2 separate regions of the Homo sapiens genome follow, and region 1 is linked to region 2. A link is a loop called in an ENCODE intact Hi-C map of the cell type or tissue named here. Cell type or tissue: CD4-positive, alpha-beta T cell. All regions are shown on one strand. Links, peaks and the distances in the headings refer to the core of each region. The heading gives the core; the rest is flanking DNA.

Region 1 (15,936 bases), core at 3,134-11,133, 200 kb after region 2:
TATGATATAATCACCCCAGCCCTAGTCTATAGGTTAGCATTTGAGAATCATTGCTCTAAGTTGCTCTGGACTACTTCTTTGTTTTTTGAGACAGAGTCTCATTCTGTCACCAGGCTGGAGTGCAGTGGTGCGATCTCAGCTCCCTGCAACCTCTGCCTCCCAGGTTCAAGTGATCCTCGTGCCTCAGACTCCCCAGTAGTTGGAATTATAGGCATGTGCCACCACAGCCAGCTAATTTTATTTTTTTTCAATTTTTTTGAGACAGAGTCTCACTCTTGTTGCCCAGGCTGGGGTGCAGTGGCGCCATCTCAGCTCACTGCAACCTCCACCTCCAGGGTTCAAGCTATTCTCCTGCCTCAGCCTCCCAAATAGCTGGGATTACAGGTGTCTGCCACCATGCCCGGCTAATTTTTGTATTTTTAGTGGAGATGGGGTTTCGCCATGTTGCCCAGGCTGGTCTCGAACTCCTGAGCTCAGCTGATCCACCTGCCATGGCCTCCCAAAGTGCTGGGATTACAGGCGTGAGCCACCGTGCCCGGCCTACTGGACTACTTCTCACTGATCTTCAGTCATCCATATACCTGTTTGTATGCCATTGCTTTTCCAGTTCTCTAAGTCCTGAATACCTTCTTCTCTTTTGTTTTTCTTATCCAATCCTTTTGTGTGTGGGGGTGAGGGGAGAGGTCTTCCTCTGTCACCCAGACTGGAGCGCAGTGGCACGATGATAGCTCACTGCAGCCTCAAACTCCTGGGCTCAAGTGATCCTATTGGCTCAGCCTCTTGAGTAGCAAGGACCACAGGCGGGTACCACCATGCTTGGCTAATATTTTTCTTATATTTTTGGAGACGGATATCACTCTGTGGCCCGGGTTGGTCTCAGACTCCTGACTTTCTGGCCTCAAGCAATCTCCTGCCTGGGACTCCCAAAGCACTGAGATTATAGGAGTGAACCACAGTGTCTGGCCAATCTTAAAGATTCTTCAAAGTTTAGGCCGGGCGCAATGGCTCACGCCTGTAATCCCAGCACTTTGGGAGGCCGAGGTGGGCAGATCACGAGGTCAGGAGATCGAGACCATCCTGGCTAACATGGTGAAACCCCGTCTCTACTAAAAACACAAAAAATTAGCCAGGCGTGGTGGCGGGCGCCTGTAGTCCCAGCTGCTCGGGAGGCTGAGGCAGGAGAATAGCATGAACCTGGGAGGCAGAGCTTGCAGTGAGCTGAGATCACGCCACTGCACTCCAGCCTGGGCGACAGAGTGGGACTCCATCTCAAAAAAAAAAAAAAAGATTCTTCAAAGTTTAATGAAAATGCTATCTCCTCCTCCTCAGAGTAGCAAGGACTCCACCCTTCTGCTGAGAAAATCACTCCTTCCTAAGTGCTTCTACAATAAATTTATTTTTGTCATAGTAGTTGTTATATTCTGTACTTTATAATAGTTGTTTGCTCATCTCTTTGTAAAATTACTGAGGACAGACACTTTTTCTTGCACAAAATAGGTACTGTATTGTTTTGTATCATACACTAAGGAAATGAAAGAAGACCTTGAAAGGAATAGACCAAGTAATAGAACTAAGCAGTATAGAGAGAATATTTTAGTCTTTGCATAAGGTGGTTTGCAAAGCCTTGTTTTGGTCCAGTAAATCTAGGATTAGGTTAGCAATTAGGATTCATCTTGCTTGGGGAATCTGATTGGATCGTATGTTGAGAAGGATTCTGAGGGCACATTATGGCTCATTGAGAAAGATAGCTATTAGATAATAAAATGTTGGATTGTCTCAGGTATTTTGACTGAACATAGGATATTTTGCAATAATATTAGGTTGATGCAAAAATAATTGCAGTTTTTGCCCTTAAAAGTAATGGCAAAACCGCAATTACTTTTGCACCAACCTAATAGCTAACAAATATATAATACACATCAAGCAGTATTCTAAGCACAAAACACACATCAACTCATTATTTACCCTGACAATCCATTAAGGTAAGTTCTATTAATAGCCCCATTTTGCAGGTAGGGAAACTGAGACATAGAGAAGTCAACTAACTTCCTCAAGTCACACTGCTGGTAATTCTGGCTCCAGACGATTCTGCCATTGTCACTGCTATGTTGCTGTTCTAATGAACATTCCATGTTTTCAGAAACACTGTGGTAGTTAGCATATACAGCTATGCTTCTATGGTATGAAAGGGGCAAAATAGATTTGTTGCTTGCTAATGTGATAATAGACCAGACTTCCCAAATGTCTACCTTAGATTAGAAAGATTTATCTTTCCTGATCCGTATAGTCATGTCTGATCCTTTGTGTTTTATTTCTTTAGGGTCCCTTGCCAGCTCCATCTTTGACCCACTCAGATATCTTGTGGGAGCTTCAGGAGGAGTCTATGCTCTGATGGGAGGCTATTTTATGAATGTTCTGGTGGTAAGAACCATGGGGATGGAGTCCACGAGTCTCTTAAAAAAACAGAAAACAGTAACTCTTCTTTGTTTCAACGAACCTTCATTTATCAATATTTACTGAGCACTCAATTTTCTGAGAATTGTATGGCAATGCCATTTTGTTTCCTTTCTTTTCTTTCTTTTTTTTTGAGACAGAGTCTTGCACCATTGCCCAGGCTGGAATGCAGTGGTGTGATAATGGCTCACTGCACTTCTGCCTCCTGGGCTCAAGCAATCCTCCCACCTCAGCCTCCTAAATAGCTGGGACTACAGGTGTGGGCCACCATGCCTGACTAATGTTTTTATTGTTTGTAGAGCCAGGGTTTCGCCATGTTGCCCAGGCTGGTCTCGAACTCCTAGGCTCAAGCGATCTGCCCACGTTGGCCTCCCAAAGTGCTGGGATTACAGGCGTGAGCTGCCGCACCTAGCTTCCTTTCATATGTTATCATTTTTTTTCTCATTTCAAAAGTAATGAGTACAACATAAAATTTTAAATAAAAAAGTAGAAAGTTAAGGTCCTCAATATAGTATCTGTTAACAGTTGGGTGGGTGGTGAAAGACGTTGTTAACAGTTTTATATATTTTTTTCAGCCCTTTTTATTTTATTTTATTTTTTAAAGGAAACCAAGTTTATTAAGAAAGTAAAGGAATAAAAGAACGGCTACTTCATAGGCAGAGCAGCCCAGACCTTTTTCTACATGTATTCAAAATCCTACCGATGTTAATCTTATAACAATGACACCACCCTTATATTGTTCTGCATTTTATCATAGAGCATCCTGACCATCTACCCATGTCAGTGCTTAGAAATCCTCCCAGCTTAGAGCTGCTCCCTAGCATCCTCTATATAGATGCACCATGATTTATTTAATGAATCTCTCGCTGAAAAAAATTTGGGGTGATTCCTGCTTTTCATGTTTACAAGTAATGCTATAAGAAATGCCCTTGGCCGGGTGCGGTGGCTCACGCCTGTAATCCCAACACTGTGGGAGGCCAAGGTGAGTGGATCATGAGGTCAAGAGATCGAGACCATCCAGGCCAATATGGTGAAACCCCGTCTCTACTAAAAATACAAAAATTAGCTGGGTGTGGTGGTGTGTGCCTGTAGTCCCAGCTACTCGAGAGACTGAGGCAGAAGAATGGCTTGAACCTGGAAGGCGGAGGTTGCAGTGAGCTGAGATCATGCCACTGCACTCCAGCCTGGCAACAAAGCAAGACTCTGTCTCAAAAAAAAAAAAAAAAAAGAAAAAAAAAGAAAAAAAAGAAAAGAAATGCTTTTTACATTTATCTTTTTGCATTTGTGTAAATTTTTTTTGTAGGATAAATTTCTAGGCCAGGCATGGTGGCTCATGCCTGTAATCCCAGCACTTTGGGAGGCTGAGGTGGGCGGATCACAAGGTCAAGAGATCGGGACCATCCTGGCCAACGTGGTGAAACCCCGTCTCTACTAAAAATACAAAAATTAGCTGGGTGTGGTGGCACGCACCTGTAGTCCCAGCTACTCTGGAGGCTGAGGCAGGAGAATCGCTTGAACCCGGGAGGTGGAGGTTGCAGTGAGCCAAAATTGTGCCACTGCACTCCAGCCTGGCGACAGAGTGAGACTCCAACTCAAACAACAACAACAACAACAACAACAAAATTCTAGGTAGAAAAGTGTAAAGCAATTATAAAACTGTTCCAAATATAGAAATCACTAAGAAAAGTGGTTTTTTCAACTTTGGATTGCAACCCATTAGTGGTTGTAGACTCACTTTAAGGAACTGTGGCCAAAAGTTAAACCCAAGAAAAAAAAAGTCAGTGTTATTGTTTGATTTATGCGTGTACTGGGTTGTTATGTAAATTATTTCTTACTGTAGGTCATGGTCACAAGAGTTTGAAAATAATTGATTTAGAGTAAACATGCCTATTTCAGCATCTTTACTCCTTGGGAAGAGAGTTACTAATTTGAAAGTGAAGGGACAAGTAATTCAATAAATTATATTAGAAATGTCTCGCTCAGCAGTTCGCCACTGACGCATAAGGGACCCAAAGCTAAAATCCAACAATGAGCCAGGTGTACTGGAATGCACCTGTAGTCCCAGCTACTCAGGAGTCTGAGACAGGAGGAAGGCTTGAGTCCAGGAGTTCGAGGCTGCAGTGAGCTATAGATTGCACCACTGCACTCCAACTTGGGTGACAGAGTGAGATCCTCCCTGTCTTCTACCTCCCCTCACAGAACCCCCCCAAGAGCGCCCCCAAAAGACCCTGCAATAATTTTTGACGAATATTTTCAATGTTTTTGAAATTACCTCAAAAATTAAGGTAATACTCAAATCTCAGTTAAGTCTTTGCTAAATACTACTGGGAAAGAGGATGAAGAAACATCAAATGAATATTAACCAAAAATCTTATGAATATTTCATCAATCTTAGTTTAACAGCATTTATTTATCTATTTATTTATTGACATGTTAAGTGCTGATTTTATATTACTTTTATTGAGATTGTTTCTGGCTAGCAAAATTGTGTCATTTATATTATTAAATTAAATGTCTTGTCATTTTATTCTCCAAAGTGCATTGTACTTCCCAAATACATTTAAAAACTCGGCTGTGACACTCATGCTTTGTTTTGCAAATATTTGATACTGGAAGATTATTTCAAATGAAGAGCAGATGAAGAGGGAGTAGAGTTGAGGTTTCATTTGTCCATAGATAGCTTATATAATTATTATTTATCTCTTTTTAAGAATTTTCAAGAAATGATTCCTGCCTTTGGAATTTTCAGACTGCTGATCATCATCCTGATAAGTAAGTGTGTTTTGTGAATACTTCATACTGTCCAAGTGAAAATAAAATATAGAGACAAATCTCTAAACATTTTATTTGGGAATCACAGGATTGCAATTTGGGGCATACACACAGACCTGGGAGGTCTATGGTATGTCTGAAGTACAAAAGAAAAGGCTGGGGGTTTTATTAGAAAGATAAATTTTACATATTATTTTGAAAGAAAGCTCATTGGCACTAGAGCAGCCTTTGGGAGCTGGTTGGTGAGTGATGGTAGTGGGGAGAACTAGTCTTAGACTTGTGTTGTTTAGACCTGATTCTTAGACTCAATTTGTTTCAGCAGCTATTAGGTAAAACTAGTCTTATGGTTAGAACAGGTAGTTTCGGCAGCTGGGCTTGTGGAGAATTCAATTGTTGGAGCAGTGCTATGTGCTCTGAGTGCTTTTGTCCCCTGGCCCCTCAACTCTGATTTAGCTGGGTTTGACAACAATGACCTATTTCACATAATCATCTCACATAATATTTTCACCATGTGATTGGTTTAGGCTTCAGAAGGCCTTTCCACATTTCCCAGACACTAACATGGAGAATAACTGCAAGCCTACAGTTAGAGAAAAATTGTCCACTTCACAGCACTAAGCAGAAAGAAGTAAACGAAGGAGTTTTACAGGCTCTCATGGGTGGTTCTTAGACATGCCTACGTGATGTATTTTGGCTTTTAGTATCTTTATGGAGTGGGGGAAGCCAAGAGAATAGAGCCCTAGGCACCCCCTCTACTTGAACCACAATAGCTTCACTTATATTTTATATACTGGACTTTTTCATATATTGGAAGCTGTATGTGATTTTGTCTGCAGAGGGAAAACTTGGAAACCACTGATATAATCTCTTTTCTTCCTCAATTTCTAAATTTTCAGATTAAAAAAAAAACTGATCCAGTAAGTATTGAGTGATAGCTGATAGTTGAGGATTAATGATAGAGAGTTGGGGGAGCGGGGGGCAGGTGGCAGCGGGCAACCGTTCAAGAAGCCCAGACCAAGAGGGTGACTAATGTGGCTTTTGAAATCTCCAAGCATTCTAGAATCACATGCTAAAGGAGGTTAGGAAGAATGCTGTCTGGAGAGGGGATGGAAGTGCAGCTGAGTCTGAGAGTAAAGGTAGATTCCAGATGACAGCAGGCCATAGAGCATGGAAGAAAACAAGAGCAAAGGTGGGGGTGGTAACTGGTGTTGACAGACCTGCTCCAGTTGAAGTTCTCTCCACCTGGAGGGCTGTGGAAGAATGACAGACCCTGGGGTCAGACCTGAAAGCCAAGGCAGAGGTTATACCTGATAAAGCCTAAGATGTTTTTGGCTGTCCACATAGTAAGAAAACAGGATTTTGCAATTTCTATGAAGGGTTCGATTATCCCCATTACAGGAACAGAGGCAACTATGTCTGTGGGAAGGGACTCTTTAGTTTATTGACCATTTAAATATAAGAACGCTAATATTTCACTCTGAGATAAAATAATTCACTTGTTTATAGTTTATACTATTCTTAACTTTTTTCTTCATAACAAATTCAAAACCTAAGAGAAGGGAGAGTGAGTATCTGGGAGGCAGCAGAGCTGCTGCAGGAGCTGAGCTGCCTCCTCAGTTGTTCAGGGTCACACCCAGAATCAGAGGACACATTGTTTGGGCACAGAATTGTTGTCACCTGAGATACGGGGTCTTCAGTCAGTCTGCTTCATTTCTAAAAGTTCTTTGGCCTGGTTTACCTACTATTGAAAATGGGAAGAGTTACAACACATACCAGATTAATAAAATATAAGTGCATCTGTATTTGAAATGTGTTTCTTTGGAAATGTATATAATTTTGTAATATGTAATATGTAATGTGTATAAAGTTGTAAATATTCTTCTTTTTTTTTTTTTTTTTTTTTGAGACGGAGTCTCGCTCTGTTGCCCAGGCTGGAGTGTAGTGGTGTGATCTTGGCTTACTGCAACCTCCGCCTCCTGGGTTCAAGCAATTCTCCTGTCTCAGCCTCTCCTGTCAACAGGTGCATGCCACCATGCCTGGCTAATTATTGTATTTTTAGTAGAGATGGGGTTTTACCATATTGGTCAGGCTGGTCTCGAACTCCTGACCTCAGGTGATCCACTCACCTCAGCCTCCCAAAGTGATGAGATTACAGCCGTGAGCCACTGAGCCCAGCCAAGTTGTAAATATTCTTCTTAATTGTAAATGGCAATTGCCCTAAAAAACATTCCTTCATCAAGCATTATGTTTGAGACCATCCTGTGAAACATAGGGAGACTCTGTCTCTACAAAAAAATTGGTCAGGTGTTGCGGTGTGGGCCTGTGGTTCCAGCTACTCAGGAGGCTGAGGTGGGAGAATTCGCTTGAGCCTGGGAGGTCAAGGCTGCAGTGAGCCGTGAACATGCCACTGTAGTCTAGCCTGGGCAGCAGAGCGAGGTTGTCTCAAAAAAAAAAAAATCCATATGAAGGCAACTCTTTTAAAGTAAATGTTAAATTTTTAAGGAGGACAATGGTTTGGCTTCTTGGAATAAGGGCTTATTTTCAGGTGGGAAGACACATCTCAGTTTAGAGGCTGCAGCAACCCAGAAGAAAAGTCCCCTAGGAAGCAGAAAGAGGAAAGAACCAGACTCAGATATAGGAAGGGGCAAGATGAGAGAAACTGGTTGGAGAAATTGACATACTAATGGTTACAAAGACTTTCTGAGAGGAGGTCTCCTATTGTGGAAGACTAAGCCAAAGTAACTGTTTCCAGTTATGTGGCAGTGTTTTTTAAAAACACTTTCCTAGACCCATGGGCATGTTATTTATGTGGACCAGGAAATGCAAATGATGATTGAAAATATGGGCCAGGCACGGTAGCTCACGCCTGTAATCGCAGCACTTTAGGAAGCCGAGGCGGGTGGATCACGAGGTCAGGAGATCTCATGGTGAAACCCCGTCTCTACTAAAAATACAAAAATTAACCAGGCATGGTGGCATGGGCCTGTAGTTCCAGCTGCTCAGGAGGCTGAGGCAGGAGAATGGCGTGAACCCAGGAGGTGGAGGTTGCAGTGAGCTGAGATTGCACCACTGCACTCCAGCCTAGGCGACAGAGTGAGACTGCGTCTTGAAAAAAAAAAAAAAAGAAAATATTATATAGCCTCATGAATCTAGCACTTTGTGTAATAGTCATTTACAACTAAATGAATATTGAATATTTCCTCGACCTCAATTTCTGTCCAGTGACTTCAACATCAATCAATACAGTATTGAAAGGGAATCTAGTCAGAGCACATGTCCTGATGCTATTTTCCCAAAGGCAAGGACTAGGTCTTTTCATCTCCTAGGACACAGTGGCTCACTAAGTAGAGCATAGGGAATTAGGGGATGGGTGTGGAATGTGATAGCTGCAAGAGATGTTTCCAAGCACTACACATATAGGGCAGAGTTCTTCTAGGCCAAGAAGTCGGAAGCTCCTTTTGCAGTGCAGATCCGACTTACTTGACGACTGCCTAACTTCTGGCTCTCACAGTTTTATTGGAGAATATGGAATGATTTCCTTTCATGGCCTGACACCTTCAGAACTCCCGATGGTAATTACAGGCAATTAGTGTGGTGGCTGAGAGTGGAGTCTTGGTGTCTTGGTTTCTTTATGTATAAAATGCCACCATCCTTCTTCACTTCGATTGCTACAATAGTATTTTTCCAGCTGGTCTTCCAGTTCCTGTTCTTGCTCCCTTATAGTCTACTTCCTATATGGCAGCTAGAATAATCTTTGTAAAACCATCAGTGTGGTTGCTCAAGCCTGTAATCCCAGCACTTTGGGAGGTCGAGGTGGGTGGATCACCTGAGGTCAGGAGTTCGAGAGTTGGAGACCAGCCTTGTCAACACGGTGAAATGCTGTCTCTACTAAAAATACAAAAATTAACCGGGCATAGTGGCACATGTCTGTAATCCCAGCTAATCAGGAGGCTGAGGCACGAGAATTGCTTGAACCTGGGAGGCGGAGGTTGCAGTGAGCCGAGATTGCACTACTGCATTCCAGCCTGGGCGACAGAGTTGAGACTCTGTCATAAACAAACAAACAAAATCTATCATGTCACTCCTGTGCTCAAGAGCTTTCAAAGACTTCCTATCACTCAGTAAAGGTTGAAGTCCTTACAATGGCCCATATAGACCCTACATAATCTGTCCCCTGCTACCTGTCTGACCTCATCACCCACAACCTTATCCCTAACTCTAGTCCAGAATCACCTGGAGGTCTTGTTAAAACAAAGTTGTTGGAAACAACTTTACCACAGTTGGTAGTTGGAAAACACAGCCATGGAAGTAGGAATCTACTAAGGAGAGTACAACTCACCTTCTGAAAACAAAAACAAAAACAAAAACAGAAAGCTGAGTCCCACCCTTAAGTTTTCTGGTTCAGTAGGTCTGGGGTGGGTTTAAGAGTTTTCATATCTAGTAAGTTTCCAGGTGAAGCTGATGCTGCTGGTCTTGGTAAAAACCACTTTGAAAACTACTGATCCAGCCAGCTCAACTGCTTTGGTATTTTTCAAACACACCAGGCACATTCCTGCTTAGGGACTTTGTACTTGGTCTTCCCTCTCTCTGAAACACTCTTATGTCAAATAGCAGCATGACTTGGACCCTTACCTCTGTCCAGCGTCATATTCTCAAAGAGATCCTCCTTGACACCCCTATTGGAAATCACACTCGACAACTGGCATTCCTATTTCTTCTTCTCTTTGTATTTTCTCCATAGCACTTAGCACTATTTGACATACTGTATGTTTTACTTATTTGTTTGCCTCCCTACCAATCACCCCCCCACATACCCCCCAACAGTTTGTCAGCTCCATGAGTCAGGGCTGTTAGATCTGTCCATTGCTGCCTATCTACCAGCTAGAATAATGCCTGACACATAGAGGACAATGAATGCTTGTTGGATGAATAAATCTGTAAAATGGGATAATGATAGTTCCTACTTCACAGGGTTGTGATGAAGATTAATGAGTTAAAAGATCTCTTAGAAAAGCACCTGTCACAGAGTTAAGTATCAATAAATGATAGCTAGTATTATTATTATTAGAGGGGAACCAAAAACATTTGGTGTACTACTGTGGAGATTCTGAGCCTTTATCAGGGTGTTTTTCCTTCTAGTTGTGTTGGACATGGGATTTGCTCTCTATAGAAGGTTCTTTGTTCCTGAAGATGGGTCTCCGGTGAGTTCAGTTTCTTTCTTTTATAAAATAGAAATTAGTTTACTGTCAAAAAGGGTTATCAAATAGGGGTTACAACGCTGTGATTTAGGGCAGCCAAATTTCCATTTGGAAGTTAAGAAAATTTTTAAGGAAATCAGACTTTTGAATTGTCCTTCCCACTTAACTCTCTCACAGCCCTGATCACTGGCTCTACTTCACTGCACCTGCCATATTGGTAGCTATTCCAAAACAGGAGAGAATGGCCAGGCGTGGTGGCTCATGCCTGTAATCCCAGCACTTTGGGAAGCCAAGATCGGCGGATCACAGGGTCAGGAGTTTGAGACCAGCCTGGCCAATATGATGAAACCCCGTCTCTACTAAAAATACAAAAATTAGCTGGGCGTGGTGGCAGTCACCTGTAATCCCAGCTACTCGGGAAGCTGAGGCAGGAGAATCGCTTGAATCTGGGAGGCGGAGGTTGCAGTGAGCCGAGATCGCACCACTGCACTCCAGCCTGGGTGACAGAGTGACTCTGTCTCAAAAAAACAAAAAACAGGAGAGAATGGATTTTCCTGTCCACATAGAATAAAAAGCAGTTGGTTTAGCCAGGCATGGTGGCATGTGCCTGTAGTCCCAGCTACTTGGGGAGCTGAGATGGGAGGATTGCTTGAGTCCTAGAGGTTGAGTCTACAGTGAGCTGTGATCATGCGACTGCACTCCAGCCTGGGCGACAGAGTTGAGACCCCATTTCAAAAAACAAAACAAAACAAAAAAACAGATTGGAAAACAGCAATGAAAGATTGAGTTCTATAAGTTGACAATAAAGAAAATTGACAAAATTTTCCAGTTTTGCTGTGATTTGTCTTTGAATTTGGTAGTTTCTGTTTGGGTATTTCTTGTGTATGTTATTACTTGTGTTTTAAATCTGAAACCCCATGTATGTGGAATCAGATTATGCTGCTATAGAGATCCCTCATGGCAACTCAACCATTCTCTTAGTTGGCATTATATAGAATTATTTTAAATGCAATGATGATTAAGAATGAGAAACAATTTCTCTGTCTTTTGTACTCTAAGAATGGGTGAAAATGACATTTTTAAGCTTTGTATCTTTCAGAGTATCTCCTTCTCTCTGTGCACATGGAGTTTTGTGTCTCTTTTGCCTTACCCCTAGTTCTCTAGACCTTTAAGACTCTTGTTTAACTGTGACGGTATTTGTGTTTGAATAAGAGAGATGCAACTGAAATACACAATTAGCATTGTCTTCACTTATTTCCATTTTCCCTCCTTTTCTCCCAAGGTGTCTTTTGCAGCTCACATTGCAGGTGGATTTGCTGGAATGTCCATTGGCTACACGGTGTTTAGCTGCTTTGATAAAGCACTGCTGAAAGATCCAAGGTTTTGGATAGCAATTGCTGCATATTTAGCTTGTGTCTTATTTGCTGTGTTTTTCAACATTTTCCTATCTCCAGCAAACTGACCTGCCCCTATTGTAAGTCAATTAATAAAAAGAGCCATCTGGAGGAAATAAAAAAAAAAGGAAGACTCTATGAAGAAACAGAGAAGTCTCAGAAAAGGCTAACAATTTTATATAGAGGACAAAACAGCATTAAACTCATCAGTTGCAAAGATTGCCTATAAAAGGACCTTAGGATTTAAGGAAGGGGCTTCTTAATGTAGAAAGGGAAGAAGAAGAGAGAAAAGAAGGGTAGTAAAAACTAGAGATTGGGGCCAGGCGCAGTGGCTCACGCCTGTAATCCCAGCACTTTGGGAGGCTGAGGCGGGTGAAATCACCTGAGGTCATGAGTTCAAGACCAGCCTGACCAATATGGTGAAACCCTGTCTCTACTAAAGAAAATACAAAAATTAGCCGGGCGTGGTGGCGTGTGCCTGTAGTCCCAGCTACTTGCGAGGCTGAGGCAGGAGAATTGCTTGAACCTGGGAGGCGAAGGTTGCAGTGAGCCGAGATTGCGCCACTGCACTCCAGCCTGGGTGACAGAGCGACACTCGGTCTCAAAAAACAAAACAAAACAAAACAAAATTAGAGATTGGGTCTTTCCCAGGCATATGGTATTCTATAAAACAGACTTACTCTCCTTGGAGGATATATTTTGGAGAATGCTTCATAAAATCTATGAATACTGTACAATGCTGATAATAAAAACTTTTTATACCTGTGTCAGACTCCTGATAATCACTTTAAAATAGATCACTGTTTGAGGAGATAGATCACTACTGTTTGAGGTGTTTTACACACTTTATTGATAATATTATCAACAACCCGGAAAGGTAGTTATTACTCTGCATCTTAGAGTAATCTTAAAGAATCCCTTAAAGGAACCCTTAAAGAATTAAGTACTTGTCTGAGGGGAGCAGAATTTAAACATAGATAATGACTTGGAAACCTGTAGTCTCCCCTATAGGTCCAACAATGCTGTGTTCCCCAAACACTGAAGGGTATCATAGGAGTACAGGAACAAACATCTATGCGGGGTACACCATGAATGGTGGAAATATCTCATAGAAGAAGACTGAGGATTTTCTGGACTGCTAGTTTAAGATTCTGATACCGTGTCTAAGATCCCAAGGAACCGGGCACTGGCTTTCTGGTGCACACTATATACCTAGACTTCAGATTCTCATCTGTGATCAGACTGTCATCCTTCATGTGGGTCATGGCTCTCCTAGGAGTGGGTAGGATTTATTTACAGAAGGTAAAATGTCATACCTGAAAGCTGAGAAGCATGTGTCATTTTCCTGTATAGAATTCAGACTGTGGTTTATTATGTTTTTGGAAATGGTAGTTTTGGGTCATCTGAATATAGGAAATATAATTTTTTCTTTTATCATCAATGTATTTATTAAACACCCATCTAAACATGTCACTGTATCTGGAAGGGGCATATACACTTAGTTAGATATAGTGAGAAAAGTTAATACTTTAGTATTTTGAGAAAAACTGATCAGAAATTTGTTTAAAAAGTTAAATTTAAGTATAAACATGGGAATATGAGTGTTTTTTTTTTTGTTTTGTTTTTTTTTGAGATGGAGTCTCGCTCTGTTTCCCAGGCTGGAGTGCAGTGGGCTGATCTTGGCTCACTGCAACCTCTGCCTCCTGGGTTCAAGCAATTCTCCTACCTCAGCCTCCAGAGTAGCTGGGATTACAGGCATGCGCCACCACATCTGGCTAATTATTATTTTTTTTTTTTTGAGACCGAGTCTTGCTCTGTCGCCCAGGCTGGAGTGCAGTGGCCGGATCTTGGTTCACTGAAACCTCCGCCTCCTGGGTTCAAGTGATTCTCCTATCTCAGCTTCCTGAGTAGCTGGGATTACAGGTGGCCGCCACCAAACCTGACTAATTTATTTATTTATTTATTTATTTATTTATTTATTTATTTATTTATTTATTTTTAGTAGAGACGGGGTTTCACCATGCTGGCCAGGCTGGTCTCGAACTCCCGACCTCAGGCCCTCAGGCGATCTGCCCGCCTTGGCCTCCCAAAGTGCTGGGATTACAGGTGTGAGCCACTGTGCCCGGTCCCTAATTTTTTTTTTTTTTTGAGATGGAGTTTCGCTCTTGTCATCTAGGCTAGAGTGCGATGGTACGATCTCGGCTCACTGCCACCTCCACCCACTGGGTTCAAGTGATTCTCCTGCCTCAGCCTCCTGAGTAGCTGGGATTACAGGCACCTGCCACCACGCCTGGCTAATTTTTGTATTTTTAGTAGAGACGGGGTTTCACCATGTTGGCCAGGCTGGTCTTGAACTCCTGACCTTAGGTGATCCGCCCACCTCGGCCTCCCAAAGTGCTGGGATTACAGGTGTGAACCACTGCACTCGGCTAATTTTTGTATTTTTTAGTAGAGACGGTGTTTCACCATGTTGGCCAGGCTGGTCTCAAACCCCTGACCTCAAGTGATCCACCCACCTCAGCCTCCCAAAGTGCTGGGATTACAGGTGTGAGCCACCATGCCTGGCCTTATGAGTGTGTTCTTGGTTAAACAAAGATTCAAACAAGAAGTTAAAAGATAAAATCTCAGCCAGGTGCAGTGGCTCATGCCTATAATCTCAGCACTTTGGGAGGCCAATGTGGGAGGACTGCTTGAGCCCAGGAGTTTGAGAACAGCCTGGGTAACATTCAAGAACTCTACAAAAACATAAAAAATAACCAGGTGTGGTGGTGCTTGCCTGTAGTTCTAGCTACTCCAGAGGCTGAGGTGGGAGGATCACTGGAACCCAGGAGTTCGAGGTTACAGTGAGCTATGATCATGCCACTGCCCTCCAGCCTGGGTGACAGAGTGAGACCCTGTCTTAAAAAAAAAAAAAATCTCCTTTTGCCTTCTCACTTCAAACCTGCTGTTTTTCCCTAGTGCTGACCATCATCAGTGGTCACAACAGTATGGTCTGTATCCTTGCAGACATTTTTCTATGTAGGATGAGCAGAAAGGAAAATGGATTTAAGTTAATGTCCAACTCATCCACTGTATTGAACTTCACTGAATCTGCTCTACACCCTCAAAGGGACAAATCTGAAGAACAAATTAGAGGTGTCCATGGTATAACTCCTCCTAAGCATCATTTGCTTCTCAGATTGATCTCAACTAGGAAAAGTTTTTGTTAATCGATTTTAGCTAAATATATATGTGTGTGTGTGTGTGTGTGTGTGTGTGTGTGTGTGTGTGTGTATATATATATTTTTTTTTTTCTTGAGACAGGGTCTTGCTGTGTCGCCCAGGCTGGAGTGCAGTGGCGCCATCTCGGCTCACTGCAACCTCTGCCTCCTGGGTTCAAGCAATTCTCCTGCCTCAGCCTCCCGGGTAGCTGGGATTATAGGCATGTGCCACCATGCCTGGCTAATTTTTGGTATTTTTAATAGAGACTGGGTTTCACCACATTGGCCAGGCTGGTCTTGAACTCCTGACTTCAGGTGATCCGCCTGTCTCAGCCTCCTCCCAAAGTGCTAGGATTATAGACATGAGCCCAGCCTCTAATTAGATATTTTTATGAAATGTAGGTTTTAACAGGATAAATGTGATACATGTATTGTTCTATAACTTGCTTTACAACATGACCTAGGGACCTTTCTCTATTAGTTCATAGAAATCTTTATTCTCTGAATTGCTGAATGATATAGATGTACCATAGATAACCATTCCTCTGTCAGACATTTAAATTATTGCTGCTTTTGTATAATTACCAACAGTGCTATGTGAACATCCTAGCATGTGCAGTGTGTCTCTGAATGTCTATGCTGAATGAATATTTCAAGTATCCAAAAGCAGAAATGCTATACTAATATTGATAGGTTTAAACTGCCTTTTAAATAGCTGTATCCATTTATATTCTTACCTACAGGATATGAGAGTAACAGTGTCTCCCTACTTTGCCAAAAGAAGGTATTATAAATCTTTAAAATTTTGCATTTTGATAGTTAAAAAATAATATTTCACTTAAATATGTATTCTCTGACTACCGAGGTTGAGGAAGTTTCGAGTTTATTAATAATTTATGAGTTACACATATGTAATTC
Region 2 (15,936 bases), core at 5,020-13,019:
CTAGTCTCAAACTCCTGACCTCAGGTAATCTGCCCACCTCAGCCTCCCAAAGTTCTGGGATTACAGGCATGAGCCACCGCACCCGGCCTAAATTTTTGATTAAATGCATGAATGAGTGAACCAGATGATCCTAAAATACTTGGCTGTCTGTGACTACTGACTAGCTGGAAGGCTAGAGTATTTAAGGAGAGAGTATGTTTGTCTCACAGCATCCCTTATCTAAGCCTGGAATTCCAAGTCTTCCATATTTAGACATCTAGCTTCCTTTTCAGGCTGATCTCCAATGACACCCTTGTGTGTACCTCCTTTCCCTATAATCAGACTCTGAGGCTTTGCCTAGAATGTCCCATCCCCCAACTCCACCTACTGAAATCTACCTTGAAAGTTCACCCCAAATGACGTGAAATTTTTTTTCTATTTATTTATTTAGAGGCAGCGTCTTACTCTATCACCCAGGCTGGAGTGCGGTGGCACAATCTTGGCTCACTGACACCTCTGCCTCTTAGGCTCAAGCAATCCTCCTGCCTCAGTGCGCCCACCAATTAACCCACCAGCAGCTAGGACTACAGGCAGGTGCCACCACGCCCAGATAATTTTTGTGCTATTTGTAGAGACAGGATTTCACCATACTGTCCAGGCTGGTCTCGAACTCTTGGGCTCAAGTAGTCGGCCTGCCTCAGCCTCCCAAAGTGCTGAGATTACAGGTGTGAACCTCCGTGCCCAGCTTTTTAAAAAAATTTTTTATAGAGACAGGGTCTCACTATGTTGGTCTTGAACTCCAGGTACATGTACTGTGGATGTCTGTATCACTGCCTCCTTAACCTCCTACTTCATAGGTTCCTGAGGGCAAAGACATCTATTTCATCTTTCTTCATCACTGGGCCTAACACAATACTTTGCACATAGTAGATGTTCAATAAATATTTGCTGAAGGAATGGATGCCTCATTGAACTGTTATGGGGGTTGGGGGAGGGAGCCAGATCTGATTCAAGACAATTGAGAATCCAACTCAATGTCCACTCAGTGGTCAAGGGCTGAGGGCACTTCATGTGTAGGGAGGAAAGAGGGAAGTACAAAATTATTTCTCTTTCTGCTAGTGCTCCTTCCTCAACCTCTAGAAAGTTTATTCCCAGCTTTTCTTCACCTTTGGTTCATGCTGCATTATTTTATGTGTTAACTGATGCTTTATAAAGAAATTCTTAGGCCAGGTGCGGTGGCTCATGCCTGTAATCCCAGCACTTTGGGAGGCCAGGGCGGGCAGATCACCTGAGGTCAGGAGTTCGAGGCCAGCCTGACCAATATGGTGAAACCGCGTCTCTACTAAAAATACAAAAAATTAGCCGGGCGTGATGGTGGTCACCTGTAATCCCAGCTACTTGGGAGGCTGAGGCAGGAGAATCGCTTGAACCCAGGAGGCAGAGGTTGCAGTGAGCCTAGATCGTGCCATTGCATTCCAACCTGGGCAACAAGAGCAAAACTCCATCTCAAAAAAAAGAAATTCTTTGCTAGTAGTGAGTGTGTGTGTGTGCACACATGCACATATTCTCTCCATTCCTCCTTGCAAGGGTAGCTGTCTGCTGTAACTTTTATATTCCCCAATAGTAGCTGATGCCAGGCACTGAAGGGGCAGCCCCAAGCATTATCCTTTGACCAGCTCTTGGAAGAAAATTACCTAGTTCTAGTCTCAGAAGTGAAGCTCCACCAGCCTCTTGGGCACCAGCCAAAGCTCCCTTTCTGCCCAGCTCCTAGAAACCTTTTCTAAGCTTTGCCTCAAGTTCCCAAATCCGCTCTGGGGTAAGAAGCCTTTGCCTGCTCTCATGCTGCCCTCTTCTGTTCAGAAAGTGCAACATCTCAATTTAAGAGGCCTGGAGGGTGCCAGCCACCCAGGAAGACAAGATCCCTGCCACCAGCAGCCCATCACCATAGCAACCCTCAAAATGGTTACTCAGCCATCTGGGTTACCATAGCAACTGGCCAAGTCGCTCCACCTCAGCCTCTCCCTAGGCCTCTCCCGTGGCTCGTCAGAGCCAACTCCAAATAATCTCCAGTGCTTCCTGGAAGAAATGAGCAGAGGCTGGACCCCTGACAGGCAGCTATCCCAAAGGGGCGTGGAAGGCCTCACCGCACCGGCTTCCCAAGGCACAGTAGAGATAATGGATGTTAAGGCACTCCGTGAACCTTGAAGTGCTACACAGATGTTAGCTGTTATTAAACTACTGTTCCTTGTAATGGGGGAGGCAGTGGGTTGCCCTAGGCAGAGCTAGCACCATTCCAAGCTTGGCCCCTTACTGGCTGGGAGACCTTGAGCAAGTTACCAAACTCTCTGGGCTTCTGCTTCCTCTGCTGTAGCACATCTGCCTCCTAAAGTTGTTTTGAGGATTAGGTCAAATACAGCATGTAAGATGCTGAGCGCCAAGGCTGGCATTCAGAACCTAACAATAGTAGTTATAAAAGGTATTGGCCCCTCTGCTGTCTCCCAGCTTCTTTGTCAGTAAAACTGTTTTTATCTTCACTCTTGAAGGAATCAGGCTAATGTGAGCCCTGCTGAACCATACCCAATCTCTCTTCCTGCTCTGAGGCAGGACAGGGTCTTACCCTGTGTGGATCCTCTGAGGCAGTCTATACTCTTTGGGGAATTGGGAGGTTCCCCAAACTGTGAGGTGTGGCTTTTTTTAATCTATGAAACTTCTCTTCACTTGAAGCCACAGCTCCCCATCCAACACCATCTCAAGGTAGAAACCTCTAAAGGGGCACTAACAGGCAGCCTGGAAAGAGCACAAATCACTGAGGCCGGGAGAGGCCCTTGAGAGTGGTGGCCAATGCTCTCAGTTGAGATCAGAGTCACGTGAAGCAGTTCACCAGCATCAGGGCAGTCCTGGGGCACAGGCCCCTATAACAAAAATGGAACTCATTCCCTTGATGAATTTCTTTTTTTTTGAGACAGGGTTTCACTTTGTCACCCAGGCTACAGTACAGTGGCATGAACATGGCTCACTGCTGCCTCAACCTCCCAGGCTCAAGTGATCCTCTAGCCTCAGTCCCCCAGATAGCTTGTACTACAGGTGTACACCACCATGCCCAGCTAATTTTTGTATTTTTTGTAGAGATGGGGTTTCGCCATGTAACCCAGGCCGATGTTGAACCCCTGAGCTCAAGTGATCCACCCACCTTGGCCTCCTAAAGTTCTGGGGTTAGAGACATGAGCCACTGTGCTATCCTCCCGCCATGATGTTAAGGACCTGAATCCTATTGCAACTCGACTTCAGTCTGTCAAGATTGAATCCTTGAAATTCATTTTTTGGATATTTAGTTTAATTATACTGGCAGAACAGAACCAGATATGCTCTAGCCTAGCTCTGTGTGTTCTGGGGATAGAGCCTGAACCTCAAGCTGGAAGGACCAGAGGATCAGCCAAGCAACGCTAGGAGGGACACACTGCCCCTGGAGCCTGAACATCTGGGTGTTAGAATCCCTCATGAAGAGGCCAGGCGCGGTGGCTCACACCTGTAATCCCAGCACTTTGGGAAGCTGAGGCGGGTGGATCACCTGAGGTCAGGAGTTCAAGACCAGCCTGGCCAACATGGTGAAACTCCGTCTCTACTAAAAATACAAAAATTAGCCGGGCGTGGTGGTGGGCACCTGTAATCCCAGCTACTCAGGAGGCCAAGGCAGGAGAATTACTTGAACCTGGGAGGCAGAGGTTGCAGTGAGCCGAGATCACACCACTGCACTCCAGCGTGGGTGACAGAGCAAGAGTCCGTCTCAAAAAAAAAAAAAAAAAAAGGAATCCCTCATGAAGACTCTGGGCAGTAGGTCAGGTGGCAGTGGTTCCAGTCCTCAGACATGGACTCTGAAGCAGATAAACTGGTATATTTACTACTAGAGGAAAGGTAGTATAATATAATGGTTAAAAAGTGAGGGAAGTAAAGGAGTTTGAAGTTGCAGTGAGCTACAATTGTGCCACTGCACTGCAGCCTGGGCAACAGAGCAAAACTCTGTCTCAAAAACAAAAACGGAGGAAGGTAGAAGTATGTGATTACGGGAACTTTCTGATTTTTTTTTTTTTTTTTGAGATAGAGTCTTGCTCTGTCACCAAGGCTGGAGTGCAGTGGCGCAGTCTCGACTCACTACGACCTCTGCCTCCCGGTTCAAGTGATTCTCCTGCCTCAGCCCTCCGAGTAGCTAGGATTACAGGCATGAGCCACTGCACCCAGCTACCGGAACTTTCTTATACATAACTGGGGAGGGAGAAGTGGGGTTGCAATATATGGGTTTTTTCGTTCACAGTTCCTGGCTCATAACTTCTATAGCCCTTGTCATAGTTTTCTGCTATAATGTTGAGGCACTGTAGACCTCAGAAGCAAGTCAAGTCTTAGAAAACAGAATCTTTCTGCCCTCCTGCCCTCCTTTCACCTGTTTCTTTTTCCTCCCAAAGCAAGACTCAATCTTTCCTGCAATTTTTTTTTTTTTTTTTTGAGACAGGGTCTCACTGTGTCACCCAGGCTGGATGATGATGATCACAGCTGCAGTGGTGCGATCATGGGTCACTGCAGCCTCCATCTCCCTGGCTCAAATGATCCTCCCACCTCAGCCTCCTGAGTGGTTGGGTCCACAGGTATGTGCCACTACGCCTGGATTATTTTTTGATTTTCTCTAGAGACAAGGTCTCACTATGTTGCCCAGGCAGGTCTTGATATCCCAGACTCAAGTGATTCTCCTGCCTTGGCCTCCCAAAGTGTTGGGATTACAGGCATGAGCCATTGCACCCAGCCATTTTTTTTTTTGAGACAGCCATCTCACTCTGTTGCCTACGCTGGAGTGTAGTAGTACAATCATAGCTCACTGCAGCCATGACCTCCTGGGCTCAAGGGATCCTCCTTTCTCAGCCCCCAAGTAGCTAGGACTACAGGCATGCACCACCACACCTAATTTTTTTTTTTGTGGAGATGGTGGTCTCACTATGTTGCTCAGGCTGGTCTTGAACTTCTGGTGTCAAGTGATCCACCTTCCTCGGCCTCCCAAAGTGCTGGGATTATATGTGTGAGCCACCACTCTCAGCCTTCCCCAACATTTCTTTTTTTTTTTTTTTTTTTTTTTGAGACAGAGTCTCACTCTGTCACCAGGCTGGAGTGCAGTGGCGCGATCTCAGCTCACTGCAACCTCCTCCTCCTGGGTTCAAATGATTCTCCTGCCTCAGCCTACTGAGTAGCTGGGACTACAGGCGCGCACCACCATGCCTAGCTAATTTTTTTGTATTTTTAATAGAGACAGGGTTTCACCATGTTGGCCAGGATGGTCTCGATCTGTTGACCTCATGATCCGCCCGCCTCGGCCTCCCAAAGTGCTGGGATTACAGGCGTGAGCCACCGCACCCAGCCGCCTTCCCCCACATTTCTGACTATAATCATGAGACCCCTATTTCAGGAGTCTTGCCCCATACCCTGGGGGAAGGAATACTACATAGAAAATTCAAGCAGAATCTGAACAGCCAGGCTTTGCTGGGTTTCCACACTGTTAGTGTTAGACATACCCTTTTTGCCCAATCACATTTCTGCATGGTTGTCAATCATGCCTACCCAAGGAAGTCTCCATGAAAGGCCTAAGATTCAGGGAGCTTCCAGGATAACAACTCGTGAAGATTCCTGAAGGGTGGCATACAAGGGAGGGCATGGAAGCACCACATTCCTTCTTCCATACCTCGCCCTTGCCCTCTGCATCTCTTCACCTGTATCCTCTGTGTGTTTTGTGGTTTTTGTTTTGTTTGTTTTGAGATCCGGTCTCACTCTGTAGCCCAGGGTAGAGTGCAGTACACAATCTCAGCTCCCTGCAGCCTTGACCTCCCGGGCTCAAGCAATCCTCCCACCTCAGCATCCTGAGTAGCTGGTATTACAGGCGCATACCACCACGCCTGGCTAATTTCTTTTTTTCTTTTTTTTTTTTGAGACAGAGTTTCGCTCTGGTTGCCCAGACTGGAGTGCAATGGCGCGATCTCAGCTCACCGCAACTTCCGCCTCCCAGGTTCAAGCAATTCTCCTGCCTCAGCCTCCCGAGTAGCTGGGATTACAGGCATGCACCACCACGCCCGGCTAATTTTGTATTTTTAGTAGAGACAGGGTTTCTCCGTGTTGAGGCTGGTATCGAACTCCTGACCTCAGGTGATCTGCCCGCCTGGGCCTCCCAAAGTGCTGGGATTACAGGCGTGAGCCACCATGCGCGGCCCGATTTCTTTCTTTTTTCTTTTCTTTTTTTTTTTTTGGAGACAAAATTTCACTCTTGTTGCCCAGGCTGAAGTGCAATGGCGTGAGCTCAGTTCACCACAACCTCCACCTCCCGCGTTCAAGCGATTCTCCTGCCTGGCTAATTTTGCTTTATTTTTTGTGGAGACGGGGTCTCACTATATTATCCAGGCTGGTCTCGAACTCCTGGCTTCAAGCGAGCCTCCCACCTTGGCCTCTCAAAATGCTGGGATTACAGGTATGAGTCACTGCACCCAGCCAGCACCCCATTATAGCCAGTCAGTCAGAAGCACAGGTAAAAAAAATCTGAGTCTTGTGATTGGCATTAGAAGTGGAGTGGGGTGGGGCTGGGCACCGTGGCTCACGCCTGTAATCCCAGCACTTTGGGAGGCCGAGGCGGTGGATCACCTGAGGTCAGGAGTTCGAGACCAGCCTGGCCAACGCGGTGAAACCCCATTTCTACTACAAATACAAAAATTAGCCAGGTGTGGTGGCGCACGCCTGTAATCCCAGCTACTCAGGAGGCTGAGACAGGAGAACCCGGGAGGCAGAGGTTGCAGTGAGCCAAGTTCACACCACTGCACTCCAGCCTAGGCAAAAGCGCAAGACTCCGTCTCAAAAAAAAGAAAAGAATCCCTTGGCCGGGCGTGATGGCTCACACCTGTAATCCCAGCACTTTGGGAGGCCAAGGTGGGCAGATCACAAGGTCAAGAGATTAAGACCATCCTGGCCAACATGATGAAACCCCGTGTCTACTAAAAATACAAAAATTAGCTGGGTGTGATGGCGTGTGCGTGTAGTCCCAGCTACTCGGGAGGCTGAAGCAGGAGAATCACTTGAACCCGGCAGGCAGAAGTTGCAGTGAGCCGAGATCGCACCACTGCACTCCAGCCTGGTGACAGGGCAAGACTCCGTCTCAAAAAAAAAAAAAAAAAAAAAATTAGCCAGGCGTGGTGGCGCGCACATGTTATTCCAGCTACTCAGAAGGCTGAGGCAGGAGAATCCCTTGAACCCAGGAGGCGGTGGTTGCAATGAGCAGAGATTGAGCCATTGCACTCCAGCCTGGGCAACAAGAGCAAGACATCATCTCAAAAAAAAAAAAAAAAAAAAAAAAAAAGAAGTGGAGTAGGGGAATGTCTTGGGGACTGAACCCTCAAACTGTGAGATCTGATGCTATTTCCAGGTAGACAGTGTTGTAATTGAACTGGAGGACACCCCGCTGGTGTCCACTGCAGAACTATTGTTTAACTTGCTGGCGGGGAGAAGTCCCCACATATCTTGGCGTCACAGAAGTCTTCTTGTGTTGATTGTTGAGTAAGAGAATGGAAAAACAGGAACTTGCCAGGCGCGGTGGCTCACACCTGTAATCCCAGCACTTTCGGAGGCCCAGGCGGGTGGATCATGAGGTCAGGAGTTCAAGGCCAGCCTGGCCAAGATGGTGAAACCCCGTCTCTACTAAAAAATACAAAAAAATTAGCTGGGCATGGTGTCAGGCACCTGTAATCCCAGTTACTCGGGGGGCTGAGGCAGAGAATTGCTTGAACCCGGGAGGCGGAGGTTGCAGTGAGCTGAGATGGCACCACAGCACTCTAGCCTGGGCAACAGAGAGAGACTCCATCTCAAAAAAAAAAGAAAGAAAAGAAAAAAGAAAAAACAGGAACTGTGTTTTTTCCACTGACAGCGGTGTATGAATGAAATAAAATTGGCCATGAATTAATTGATCATTCTTGTTTCTGGGTGATGGGGGTTCACTGTACTATTCTCACTACTTTACTATGTTTGAAATATCCTGAAAAGTGCCAGGGCTTTGGAGTTAGGCTGACCAGAAACTCAGCACTTGAATAACTGCAAAGGGCATATTGTACATGTTGAGGGCCAGGGGGCGCCATGCACATTAAGTAATGCTGAATCCCAGCTCCATTATTTGCTCAGTGTATAACCTCAGACAAGTTACTTAACATTTCTGTTGAGAATAGCAACTACTTCCCAGGGTTCTATGAGGATTAAATGATGTATGTAAAATGCCTGGCACCCATCTAGGACTCTACACAGTGACTTTACCAGCTATTATTCACCGGAGGAACCCAGCTGGCACCAGCTCTAAGGTGCTCCTAAACTGAGTCCAGAGTTCACTCCCCAAACCACCGTCTAGATTCTTTAGTTCCTAATTCTCACCAGCTGTTCTCTCTTCATTTTCCTTCTTTCCTTCCTACGAAAGCCAAAGAAAGGAGAGCAAGAATAGATGCAAACCACCGGGAAGTGCCCTGTCTCTTCAGGTTGTCCTGGCTAATTCCTATTTCTTTTCCCAGCCCCAGAAGAAATACTATCATTGCTCTAAGCCAGGGAGGGGCAGGAGTAGAAGTGCCTTCCCTTCCAGAACTTCCTCAAAACTCTTTGGACTTGCAACGTAGCTCAGTTCATGCTGCATTCTAACGGTCTTCATAGGCAGGAGCTGGGCTCTGAAGTGCAGTCTGAGCCTAGAGCAAAGTAGCCCTAGGGATATTTGTTAAATAAGCAAGTGTGTAATCAGTGAATAAGCAAGGGGATAAATCAGCACATTCATGAATCTATGAACAAGTGTATGAGTGAATGAATGATATTCATGAAAAGAGCTAATATGTATCAAGGGCAGCCGGGTGCAGTGGCTGTAATCCCAGCACTTTGGGAGGCCAAAGCAGGTGGATCACGAGGTCAAGAGATTGAGACCATCCTGGCCAACAAGGTGAAACCCACCATGGGTCTCTACTAAAAATACAAAAATCAGCTGGGCATGGTGGCGCACACCTGTAGTCCCAGCTACTCCAGAGGCTGAGGCAGGAGAATCGCTTGAATTTGGGAGGTGGAGGCTGCAGTAAGCCGAGATCGTGCCACTGCACTCCAGCCTGGTGACAGAGCGAGACTCTGTCTCAAAAAAAAAATTATCAAGGGCTGAATATATAGCAGGTACTGGGCCAAGCATCCTACTCCCAACTACCTTATTTAATCTACTGTGCAAGTCTCTGAGGTAGTGCTCTTGCTCCCCCATTTTAACTGTAAGAAACTGAGGCTCAATGAAGTGACTAACGTCCCAGGGTCACCCAATTAGCAAGTGAGCAATGAAACTAGGGCTCCAGCTGACTCCCAAAGCCAGCCCTTTGCGTGAATGAATGGAAGAGTGAGCACATGAAGAAATGTGTGAATGAGTGGGGGAGGGCATCCCAGAGACATCCACTGAGGCCCCAGGCAGAATCCTCCCCTGACCACAAGGCAAAAGCCTGGTATCTTCTGGGGTAGGGGTGGGGCACAGCTTAAGACAGAAGCTTCAGCTCATAATCATCACCCTTCAAGTTATAGGGGCTTCAGACCTTCCCTGTAGCAGTATCCCAGATCCAGGCAGAGATTCCAGCAAGGGACACCTATTCTGCTCCTACAGGAAAGCCAAGACAGGGCTTTCAGGCTGGCAGGCTTGTAACTGACATGTGGCAACAAGCAGTGGCCGGGCCAAATCATGGCAGGCCCTAGCCACAGCAACCAGAAAAAGGAGGCCAGCCAGGCTCCATATAACACTTTAGTGATGATGGATCTGTTCACAGACCTTTCCTCAAGGGGAGGACTGCTGAAATAAAGAACAAGTGCAGCCCTAGATCCTGCTGCAGTGTCAGCTACTCTGGTGGCATCTAACCCCTGAGCCCATGAGACTGAGAAATGATGGCCTTCCACAGTCCCCAAAGTAACCAGTCCTTCCTCTGCATTCCTACCTTCAGCCTAGGCTTCTCCCATAACAAACAGAAAGGCATGAGCCAAACTGCCATTCCATACCTTTCTCTATGTCACCTAGGATGTCATTAGAAAAGCATGATGGCATTAAGATGGCATTACACCTTGCAATCCAGAAACCACCTTCCCTCACCAACTGGGGTCCCACAGGGGCCCTGCACCTCAGAGAAAGGACAGATTGGCTGTCTTTTCTGCTGCCTGCACAGAATTCTGCCCACGTGGTCATGTTCCAGCCCACAGCTAATGTGACCCAGATTTACTTTCAAAGAGCTGGAGCTGAGCTGGTGGTGTGTAGCTACAATTCATTCTGCCCCACTTTCAGGGCACTCTCCTCTGCTCTTCTCTGCTGCTACTGAAACCAAGCTCCAGGACAGGGCCAGAGACTCTGAGGACACTGCCAGGAAGAAGTAGAGAAGCTGGGAAGGAGGAGGAGCCTTCCTGGATACAAAACTCGAAGAGCCTCAGGGCAAGGAAGTTTGGCAGCTGAGGAGTAAGGATTCCCAATGAGATTGTCTTTAGGGTTCCATTTCCCATCCCTGCATTCCCTTCTTCCCACTCACGGCTTGGCCAGAATAAGCCACTTCCATCTGCTCCCTGACAAAGGCCTAAAGAACAAAAGAAGGGGACAGAAATAAGAGGCTTGGGCTCCTTCTTTGCTGGCCTGGGAAACTGCTGGCCTCCTGAGTCTCCACTGCCTCATCTGGCTGCCAGGGAGGTTACAAGGAATGACACTGTTAAGTGCAGTAACGGGCCATGTGAACCTGTGTTTTTCCAGCACATTCTGATTCTCGTTCATTTCCCTTTTACACCCTTTATCACCATCTCCCTTTTATAGATAAGGAAACTGAGGATCCAAGAAGTGAGGTCATTTGCCTAAGTCTTGTAACTCCAGATTCAGTTATCTCCGCAGTGCCTGGCACATGGCAGGAGCTTAATCCATTTTTTTTATTGAATGAATGAATGAAGCAGAGAGGTGCCTGTGAGATGTCTTCTCAGAGCTCCCAACTTGGAGGAGAGACACATGGGCCCAGAGGAGTAAGCTCCAGCTTCTGACCAGGTAGTGCTCTCATGGCTCTCTGTCCCAGGGCAAAAAGGGTAAGATGGGACTCCTGACTACAGAGACCTCCAGAGCTGGTGAGGGAAATGAACCTGGGAACAATGAACGTGAATATAAAGCCAACTGAAACAAGGGCTGTGCAGAGAGACAATTGTCGTCTGACTAGAAGGCCACAATGGAGCAGATGTTGGGAATGATTATTTCAGCAGCATTTGCTGATACTCCTAGGAATGAATCCCATAGATGCTTTCTACTGGCACATAGCTTAACCCCTTTTTTAGTTGAAGGAATGAATAAATGAACAACCAGAGAGGGATCCAATCCTTAGCTCTGAGTCACTGCACTCCCCTTTTTCACAACACATACGGGGATATAATTATTTTTTCCCTTCTAACTACTTAAAAAAAAAATAGAGACAGGGTCTCATAGGCTGGTCTTGAACTCCTTAGCTCTAATGATTCTCCTGCCTCGGCCTCCCGAAATGCTGAGATTACAGGTGTGAGCCACTACACCCGGCCTTTTCTCCCTTCTGTCCTCTCCACTAGACTGAGTTCCATGCAGAAGGGACCACATCTTCAGTCATCTTTGAATATCAATGCCAAGGACAGGGAGGGTCCTGATTATGTGATGTTAGATGAATGAATACCTGATTGATGGGTAGATGGTGGAATCTTCCTGCACCCTACCGTGCCCTAGCCCAAACATGAGCCCTTCTTCAAAACATGTTACTGCCATCTGCAGGAAACTTGTAATAATAAATGTACACGTCTGCAATGACAACAAATGTGATGTGAATCGCACCCCCAAGGGTTGTGCAGTGTACAGCCATGTGACACCCTGTCTTGCACCCTGTTCTCAATATACTCCCCACAGGTCCCAAGGGATACATCATTTCTTCCTCTCTTTGTTTCTACCCTTTGGGGTTGTACTCCTTGCTACAGTAAGCTCCCTAGCGCCCCACTTCCTTGTTGCTCCCCACCATTAAGTAAGGATATTTCTACTGCTCTTCACTAAAGACAGAGAGCCAGAGGGGAAGAGGCAAATTTTCCAAGATCTTTGTCTCTCCCCTTTCCTGGTTCTATAGACCAGGATCCTGAGGCCTTTCCCGGAAGTGACCAAGTCTCTCAGGTGAGTGTGGAGATTTAGATTGTCAACTACAGAAGATTCAGACTGGGCTGGTTGCCAGGTATTGCCTAAGGAAATAGAAATAACAATGTACAGGGCCGGGTGCGGTGGCTCACGCCTGTAATCCCAGCATTTTGGAAGGCCAAGGCAAGCGGATCACCTGAGGTCAGGAGTTCAAGACCAGCCTGACCAACATGGTGAAACCCCATCTCGGGCCAGGCGCGGTGGCTCACACCTATAATCCCAGGACTTTGGGAGGCTGAGGCGGGCGGATCACGAGGTCAGGAGATGGAGACCATCCTGGCTAACATGGTGAAACCCCGTCTCTACTAAAAATACAAAAAATTAGCCGGGCAAGGTGGCAGGCGCCTGTAGTCCCAGCTGCTCAGGAGGCTGAGGCAGGAGAATGGCGTGAAACCAGGGGGCGGAGCCTGCAGTGAGCTGAGATCCAGCAGAGATTGCACCACTGCACTCCAGCCTGGGCGACAGCGAGACTCCATCTCCAAAAAAAAAAAGAAACCCCATCTCTACTAAACATACAAAAATTAGCTGGGCATGGTGGCACACGCCTGTAATCCCTGCTACTCGGGAGGCTGAGGCAGAAGAATTGCTTGAACCCGGGAGGTGAAGGTTGCAGTGAGTTGAGATTGCGCCACTGCACTCCAGCCTGGGTGGCAAAGTGAGACTCTGTCTCAAAAAAAAAAAGAAATAGCAATGTACTTGGAGTTAGAAGATCTGTGTTTACCAGTCCTGTGTAACTATAGGCAAGTCCCCTAAACCCTCTGAGCCTCGGATGCTAACATATGTCCTGCCTAACAGAGTTATTTTGAAATCTCTGTGTAAACCATAAAGCTGATAAACCGAAACAAGACACTTTCATTAGTGACTCTTGTTACATTTGAATGTGGCTGGGCTTAGGGAGTTGAGAATATGGCTGGCAAAGAAGAAGGAGAAACAAATGTAGGGAAAGGATGAGAACAGGAAGATGGGAAGAAGAACAAGGTTCAGCACCCTAAAACCTGTTTGGCTTTGTAGACTGAAATCAGCAGGTTTCTCAGCCCCGACATCCCTCTCTACTCTGACATGTGTGACCACCAGGCTTGCCCCATCAGGCCTCTCAAGCAAGGGCGAGGCCCTAAGACCAGCTCAGGACACGGAGTGGGCCAGGGAAAGGGAAGATCTCTATTTGGTGAGAGTGATTCAGACACCCCCACTTGGCTTCATAAGCAAGATCCAGGGGGAGGAGAAAATTGCACAGGCCACAGCTGGCTTCCAGCGTAAGACTGACTTCATTTCCTCCCACAATTAAAGTTCTGCTTCAGAGAGCTTCAGAGCATCCAGGGTCTCCCAGACATGCCCCCCTGCACCTCCTGTGAAGGAGTCCCTGCAGAGCTAAGGCTGCCTTTTCCATTACTCTGGTGGAGCCCCCACAGCATTCTAAAATCACATGAAGATTTCAGCAAGACCCTAAAGTCGCAGTCCCGCCTCGTCTCTGCTGCCTCTCTCCTCTCCTGCTAAAGAAACACGCCCAACTGCAGTGCACAAGTTATTTTTAACCATGGCAGTCTCCCCATTTTCAGCCTCACTGGCCCAGCCCCCTCCTCAAAAGAGGCATTCAGCAGTGTCAGGATGCAAAGGAGATCAGCATCTATGCCAGAAACACAGCACAGCGCAGCACCCACCATCCCTTTGCTCAGTTGACCCAGCAGGGTCCTTAGGAGCCTTGCCTGTGTAAAATTAAGCCTCCTTGAGTCCACTCCACTTCTATTCTAGACTCCAAATCTGAAGCAGCAAGCAAATCATCCCGTGGGCCTCCTCAGAGAAGACTGGAAGTGGAAATCATCACAAAACGATCTAAGTATGCATGAGTGATGAAGGATGGAGGCAGAGGGCATAAAGAAGGAAGAATGAGACAGCCCACTCTCTCTTCAGGAGAAAGAGGTTTATGAGTCATCAGGGCCCTGAGTTATGGCCCTTCAAGACTGGGGACAAGTAAACCCCTTCCTGCACCCTAGGGACAGCTCTAAAATTCTGTTACTGGCTGATGCTGCAGGCCCAAAGGTTTTGAGAAGGACTTCCTCCAAGGACTCCTCGTTGCCCACTAGAAAGAGCTCCAACTCTCCCTCCTGCCTTCCAGGCCCCACTGTTGTCTCCTCACTTGGAGCTCATTCCCTCTAAAGTCCTTTCCTGATTACCTGAGCCCACATAAGCCTTTCTCTAACTTTCCGTTATAGCTCAGTGCCTGTTTCTGGATCACAGTCTGTCACATCACATAATATCCTCAAAACACTCATTCAGCATTCATTCAGTCATTCAATACCAATTGATCTCTAGCATGTACAAGGCCCCGTGCAGCCCTCGGGGGCTCAAAACATAAGACACATCCCAAATTGCTCACTCTTCTAAGGGAGTGATGGGCACCCTGTGGGTTAACTGCTACATTGAACAAGGGAACATGGAGGAGAGAAAAGTATGACTGTGAGAGCGGAGGAGGAAGCTTTGGATACCACTGGGGGCATTAAGGACAGAGGAGGCGGCACTTAAAAGAGGAGGAGGGTTTACCAGCATCTTGCAGAGAAGAAAATTAAAGTGTGGTGGTTTCATCCTGCAAGATGCATCCCTCTGGGGGTCCAGTTACAGTGTACTGTGGCAGGGTGATTGGGGGTAGAGGTGGTGGCAGGTGAAGCTGAAGAGGTAAGTAATTTTGATGGGTCTTTATGCTGAAGCCTTGATTCCACAGGCAATGAGGGGCCAAAGGTGGTTTTTAAGCAGCCGAGTAATAGAATTAGGTTTGTATTTTATTTTATTTTTTATTGTATTTTTAATGAAGTGTTGTACAGGCAGCACTTCATTTCATAAAATAGAATATGTGTTCTTGAGGTTTGTATTTTAGAAAAAAATACTCTATTAGTCACGTGGAGGATGGTGGCAAGACTAAGAGAGGAAGAGCTATTAAATGCTCATTGGAAGGTCCAGGTGAGAGATGACACAGTGGAGGGGGTGGCTGTATTATTTGAGGGACACAAAGAAGGTAGCAGTACAGGCCTTGGTGACGGCTTGAAAGCGGGTGATGTCACTGAATTAGCTGCAGGCACTGCTCTATCTTCCTATCCGTACTGTAACACCAACACCCTGCTGAGATGCTGAGCACACTTCAGGGAGGCAGCTGTGGATGCCTTCAGTGGAAGCATCTCCTTTATTGAGCCAAAAACTGTGCTAAGGGCTTTCCACACATTATTTCATCTAACCTTCAAGGCATCCCTGCACAGTGGGCATTCTTAAGACAAGGAAAGTGACACTGAGAAAGAATAAGGGACTTGCCCAGAGTCACACAGTTGGTCAGTGGCAGGGCCACGATCCAGCACCCTACCCTCTCTGATTCCAAAGCTTACACTCATAACTACAGCACTGTGCTGCTGCTTGGCAAAGAGCTGGGCACATCCCACCACAGGAGGTAGCCCCAGCCTTCACGTCGTGTGAAAGGTCAGCATGTAGAACACTTTTGGAAGGCGATACAAGTAAAACTGTACTCTCCAAGGATTTCATTATAAGGAAATAACAGAAGTCAAATCATTCTTAACCATGTTCTCAGCAGCATTGTCTAATATAGCCAAAAAGTGAAAAAAGAGTAGGATTTAGAAAGTCATGAAATAGACAGCTTTTAGAAATGGTAACCATAAAGTCTAAAGTGCAATATGGAAAATCTTTTTAATATAAGATTAACTGAAAAGAGTCAGATGCAGAATGGTACCTAAGCCATG

Evidence for each region. Hi-C counts contacts between places; a loop is a spot of excess contacts. Peaks named below come from ENCODE experiments on the same cell type or tissue, not always from the same donor. Only the 100,000 strongest peaks of a DNase experiment are listed, where the experiment ranks them.
Region 1: a loop joins it to region 2, with 4 times the contacts of the local background. A loop is called at or near these places in 3 of 110 quality-filtered maps.

Annotation. Positions count from the first base shown.
Region 1 is chr1:38,882,454-38,898,389 of GRCh38, reverse strand. It overlaps RHBDL2 (rhomboid like 2), which reads left to right. Exons shown (of 8, transcript NM_017821.5): 5 at 2,321-2,421; 6 at 5,166-5,226; 7 at 10,366-10,427; 8 at 11,707-12,583. The coding sequence ends at 11,886. Among named protein-coding and RNA genes, the nearest start is that of GJA9-MYCBP, 8.8 kb to the right of the region's middle. In CD4-positive, alpha-beta T cell, for the core only: no CTCF peak of the experiment used is centred there; a DNase peak (open chromatin) is centred at 6,449.
Region 2 is chr1:39,084,724-39,100,659 of GRCh38, reverse strand. It overlaps a transcript of MACF1 not described here. Among named protein-coding and RNA genes, the nearest start is that of NDUFS5, 66 kb to the right of the region's middle. RefSeq lists an enhancer at 1,880-1,969. In CD4-positive, alpha-beta T cell, for the core only: CTCF peaks have their summits at 7,884 and 8,086; DNase peaks (open chromatin) are centred at 8,119 and 10,222.